Linked DNA regions of Homo sapiens: region 1 is linked to region 2. Evidence: read pairs that join two places in POLR2A ChIA-PET (ENCODE). Cell type or tissue: PC-9. All regions are shown on one strand.

Evidence for each region. Peaks named below come from ENCODE experiments on the same cell type or tissue, not always from the same donor. Only the 100,000 strongest peaks of a DNase experiment are listed, where the experiment ranks them.
Region 1: POLR2A ChIA-PET joins it to region 2 with 27 read pairs; 2 of 35 experiments call an interaction of 5 or more read pairs at or near these places.

The regions. Positions count from the first base shown.
Region 1 is chr9:32,429,722-32,432,221 of GRCh38, reverse strand. ACO1 (aconitase 1) reads right to left here. Exons shown (of 21, transcript NM_002197.3): 14 at 1,648-1,804; 15 at 379-503. Among named protein-coding and RNA genes, the nearest start is that of ACO1, 46 kb to the right of the region's middle. In PC-9, a CTCF peak has its summit at 64 (motif pointing right); a DNase peak (open chromatin) is centred at 1,341; H3K27ac peaks cover 1,779 bases.
Region 2 is chr9:33,232,793-33,235,292 of GRCh38, reverse strand. No RefSeq gene overlaps it. Among named protein-coding and RNA genes, the nearest start is that of SPINK4, 6.1 kb to the left of the region's middle. RefSeq lists an enhancer at 691-1,890. In PC-9, no CTCF peak of the experiment used is centred here; a DNase peak (open chromatin) is centred at 1,122; H3K27ac peaks cover 776 bases.

The DNA of each region.
Region 1 (2,500 bases), 800 kb after region 2:
TGAGAGGTGCATTCGACCAATGGACTCCACTTAGTGACACAATATAGTGACCACCAGGGGTCCTCGCCACAGCTGACACACACCCCTGGGTGTCCGAGAAAGGCGTGGGGTTTTGGAGAGCTGAACCTGAGGAGGCCTTTCTTCTCTAGGCTGTCACCAACTTGTCCAAATCTGGGAACATCTGGGGGAGGTGGGGTTTGTAAAAATGCGAGTCACAGGAGAAAAATGACGGAGAACCACCTCCCCAGTCATCTGAAGAAATAAATGTTACTTTATATAGTTTATACTTCCGTTAGCCTTGAGGTCTGCAGACAGGACACAAAGGGAGCAGCTTTCCCTTAGATCCTCTGGGGCGGGGAGGGCAGTGTGGGACCTCACCTCTATTTTCTGATAGACTTCCTTAAACATCCCCGGGATGACATACTGACGCTCCACTGCCTGGATCTCGTCTCTAGTCGGCCAGATATCTTTCAGAAATACCTGCTGTCCCTTTGCATTTACTCCTGGGGAAAAAATGTTTATTAATGAGAAAACTTTCTAATATGCAATTTTCATGATTATACAGAGTCAAGCCTCGTTCTCCTCGGTAGTTATGTTCTATAAAGCCCGTGTGAACACTGAATGACTGGATACGGAATCACTGCCACTGGAGGAAATACAGGGTTAGGTTCCTGCAAGCCTCTGGTCACCCATCAATACATAACCTTGCTTCATGTGAGGTTTATTATTCACCTTATTTAATAGCAATTGTTGACTCACTGACATTGAACTTCCAGCGAAGCCTATCTAAACACAGTACGCATCACAGTCGGCTTGTGCTCAAGAACACCAGAAGCACTTCAGGACTATGCTCAAGGACCATTTTGAACAGCAAAATCACCACAAAAAGCACAAAAATGCAAAAAGCATGGCACTACGTAGACCAAGAAAAGGATCCTTATATATCGCAGGAGAGCTGAAACAAGAAGTCAGAGTGACGCCTTATCAGATCTCAGCATAGAACGTGTGTGTTGAATGATATAAAGTTTTCACCCCTTTGTGCTGATCTGTGAATGACCGTGAACATACTACAAATACTGATTTGGGGGTTAAAATACATTTTAGTGACTACGCAAATCTGCAAACATAGAACTCACAAATAACGAGGATCAACTGTACGTCTAAAGTTATGATTTCCTAAAAGTAAATTTCAGAGGCATTGTTTTCATATTATCTATTCGGCTTAGAATAGATTGAGGCAGGCAGAGCAAGCAAGCTGATCTGGGGAAAGGAAATGATGTATCATTTCTTTGGAATTCTGAGAAGTTGAAATATCTGCAGTATGTTTCTACAGAGTATATATTGAAACAATGCCTATCATTAAAGTGAGAGCTAGAAAGGGAGGAACTACAGAAGAAACCAGAATAGCAAGATGTCTATTCCTTTTGGCACCTGTTTTCCTTTCGTTATCCTTTACCCTCAGTAGATTCTTGTTTTAACTACTGCAGTTAAGTCTTAGCTGTATATTGGGGAATAAAGAAATTATTCTCTTCTTTGTCTTATCCCTGGAGGCTCTATGCTTCATTTCTTATTAAGGAAAGCAGTTTCTTCTAGTAATATTTCTGAATTCACTGGAAAAAAATTATGGCTGCACAAACAAAATCTTACCCAATGGCTCTTTCTCAAAGTCGATTCTGATGGTTCCAGCAATTGCATATGCTATTACTAAGGGGGGAGAGGCTAAATAGTTGGCCCGGGTGTTGGGGTGAACTCGACCTTCAAAATTCCTGTTTCCAGATAGTACTCCAACAGCTACAAGGTCTCCCTGAGTAAGGCAAGAGAAAAATCAGGTCACTAAAAGATACTGACTAGGCTTCTTGTCTCAGACCATTGGCAAGAGTTTCCACATCGCAAGGATACAGTCCTTTAAGCTGCCCTTTCACTTGGTTCTCTCCCACTAGAGGGGAGAAGGGTACACTGGGGTGTCCCCATGGGAGATACTCTGGGTCAAAGGAAGCAGAGACATGTTTAGTGATTTCTGCTCACGAGAAAATATCAGGTAGTTAGAAGGCAACATACTAGTTATTGCTGCCTGGGGCCCAAGAACAGGTGGGAAAGACCTAACAGTTGATCGTTAAAGGAAGTCACAATGCACAATTATAGAATACGTAGATTCTATAATTAATGCAAAGCAAACCAAATAATATCTTTCAAGGTTCAGCATTTTGGGGATAAAAATCAAGCCAAAGCAATTTAGTTTAGATTCGTTTGTGTGGAGACTTGTCTCACTTTGAACCAATTTTCAAATTATTTGGGTTGGTGCAAAAGTAATTGTGGTCTTCATCACTGAAATGGCAAAAATCACAGTTACTTTTGCACTAACCCAATACCTATAACAAACAACTGTAGAGCCCTTTGTAGTGAAAACCAGCCAGTACTGAGCACTTGAGTGCCAGACACTGCACTAAGTGACTTATGTTTATCATCATCTTAATTCTCACAACTCTATAAAATAGATACT
Region 2 (2,500 bases):
CCATGCCCCTGGGATGCCGTGAGTGCCCAAGAGAGCCCCCAGATACACACAGGCCCCAGGAGGTGTGGCCTGGGTCACAGTGCCTGTTGTGTCTCTGGCAAAGGAGTAAGGCTGCCACCCTCCAGCCTAAGCCAACCCCTCCTGCACTCTTTCCTCCTCTGGCTTCTCTGAGACATAGAGAGGTACAGGAGAGAGCTCCGGACCAGGAGTGAGGCAATCTGGGTTTGTGTGTTCATTCAACAAATACTTATGAAGTATCTACCATATTCTGTGCACTGTTCTGAGTCACCAGGGGGTCAGCTATAAATAAGATGGAGAAAGTCCCTGTCTTAAGGAGCTTACGTTCTAGTGGGGTGATAGACAACAAAGAAAGACAACAATAAACACATGACATGTGATGTGGAAGAGAAATCAAGTGGCCAAGAGGAGAGTGACAAAGGAGAGGCTTCTCTTTGAATAGTAGCACATGAGCAGAGAAGAAACGAGTCCTGCAGAGGTGGCAGGGGAAGAGCCTGCCAAGCAGAGGAACTGCAAGTGCAAAAGCCTTGACTTGGGAACAGGGTTGGCAGCTACAACACCAAGGAGTCCAGTAGAGCCAGAATGGAAAGAACAAGGAAGTCAGTGGCGGGAGGTGAGGGCCTCGTTGTACACTCAGCTCCCAGCCCAGCTACCAGTTTCTTAGGTGAGCTTAGGTGCATCCCTTCCCCTCTTTGGGCCTGCACATGTTCTTCCATCTCCCATGTTGGGTTCACCAATTTGTACCACCAGCAGCCTGACTCCCAGGGCACCTGTGAGGGCCCTGGAGAGGAGAATGTGAGATGAGATGTGTGTAGCTGCTGTGATACCAAGGAAAGGGTTTAAGTGGGGATTCCTGGAGGCAGAGGAGAGGCCAAGACCTAAATGCCCTGGGCACCTGCACAGGTCCTGGAATCAATACAATCAGGACACAGATGACCTAAAACAGGGCTCAGGCAGGAAAGCTGGGCAATTCCTGCATCTTCTGCCCCAGGTCAGAGTGAAAACCTGGGTCCTGTGCCTTGGCTGGGCCAACACTCCCCAGCCTCACCCAGCAGCCTTCATGCCATCTGCTTAGATTGGCCTGGTGCCCAGCTCCTTGAGGTAAACAGCCACTCCTTGATGACGGCAATGCTGGATCCATCAGGTCTGAGTCATGGGTTCTGCTGATGGGTGGTGGGGACAGAGGCCTTGTTTAGCTTAAGGTGGGGGAGCTGAGCTCCAGCAGAGCTTGGGTCTGCCAGATGGCATGGCCAGCATGGCCAGTTTGCCCTGGGACCACCTTCCCTGGCCTCCAGCTCACATCCTGCTCCACCCTTCCTCCAGCCCAAAGTGCCCCCACCTGCCTGGAAACCTGTGTGAGCTACCCAGGTGTGGGCATCCCCTCCAGGGAGACCTGGTCTGGACTGAGCCAGCTCCACAGCCTGTCCTGGGCCCCTCAGCCACCCAACTCTATGTCCCAGGTCTAGAGCCCACCTGCCCATTCCACTTGGTCCAGAGCTGTAGGGGGCAGGCAATGGGAGGACACTACTTTAAGGAGAGGTTTCATCTACTTTTTTGGGATTTGACTCCAAGGAATGCTCAGTGATGAAATGAGCTGAAGTCATCCCTCCATGGGGGCATCCACTCTACCATTCAATGGACACTTATTGAGCACCTGTTGTGGGGCACCAATCACTATGCCAGTCCCTGGGACTCCAGAGATGAGTGAGACTTGGACTCAAGGAGCTTGCAGTTCACCAGTGGTGGAGAGGTGGAATGGACTCTTGAGCAGGAATCTATAAAATGCTGTGGTGAGAGCTGTGATAGAAATAGAGATATTCCTTCCACCCCATTATCCTATGGACCCCCTTCTCAATATGTCCAAAAGTCAACTTTCCATCTTCTGTCCACCCAGAGCTGCCCTACCTCCCAGTTCCCCCACCTGGGTGGACAGCACCACCATCACCCCACTGCCTTAGGCTAATCTGGGGACCATCCTGAGCTTCTCCTTCACCTCTACATTCCAGGAACCAGGTCTTACTGATTTCACCTCCTCACCACCTCTCATATCCATCACCTCCTCTATATTTCCCCTAGTTCAGCCTCTGCGATCTCTCACCTTCATTACTCATGCTGTTTCCCTGCCTCCAGTCTCACCTCCTCCAATCCATTCTGCTTCCAGAGCCATCTTTCTGAATGCAAAAATGACCACATCATCCCTCTGCCTAATATTATTCAATTACAGATAGTCAATTCAACTAAAGTTACTCAATCACAATGACTCAAGCATGAAAACCAAGCTCCTTGGTTTGTATGACATAAAAGTTCCGCCACGACTGGTCCTCTGTTGGCCTCTCTAACTTCACCTCTGGCCACTTGAGCCTTCACCCCATCCGATAGAACCACCTGCAGGCTTTTACGCCTCCAAGCCTTTTCTTATGCTGTTCTTCCTGATTGGCGTGCCCCTCTATTACCTCCCCTTGGGCTCTCCTCTCAGACCCTC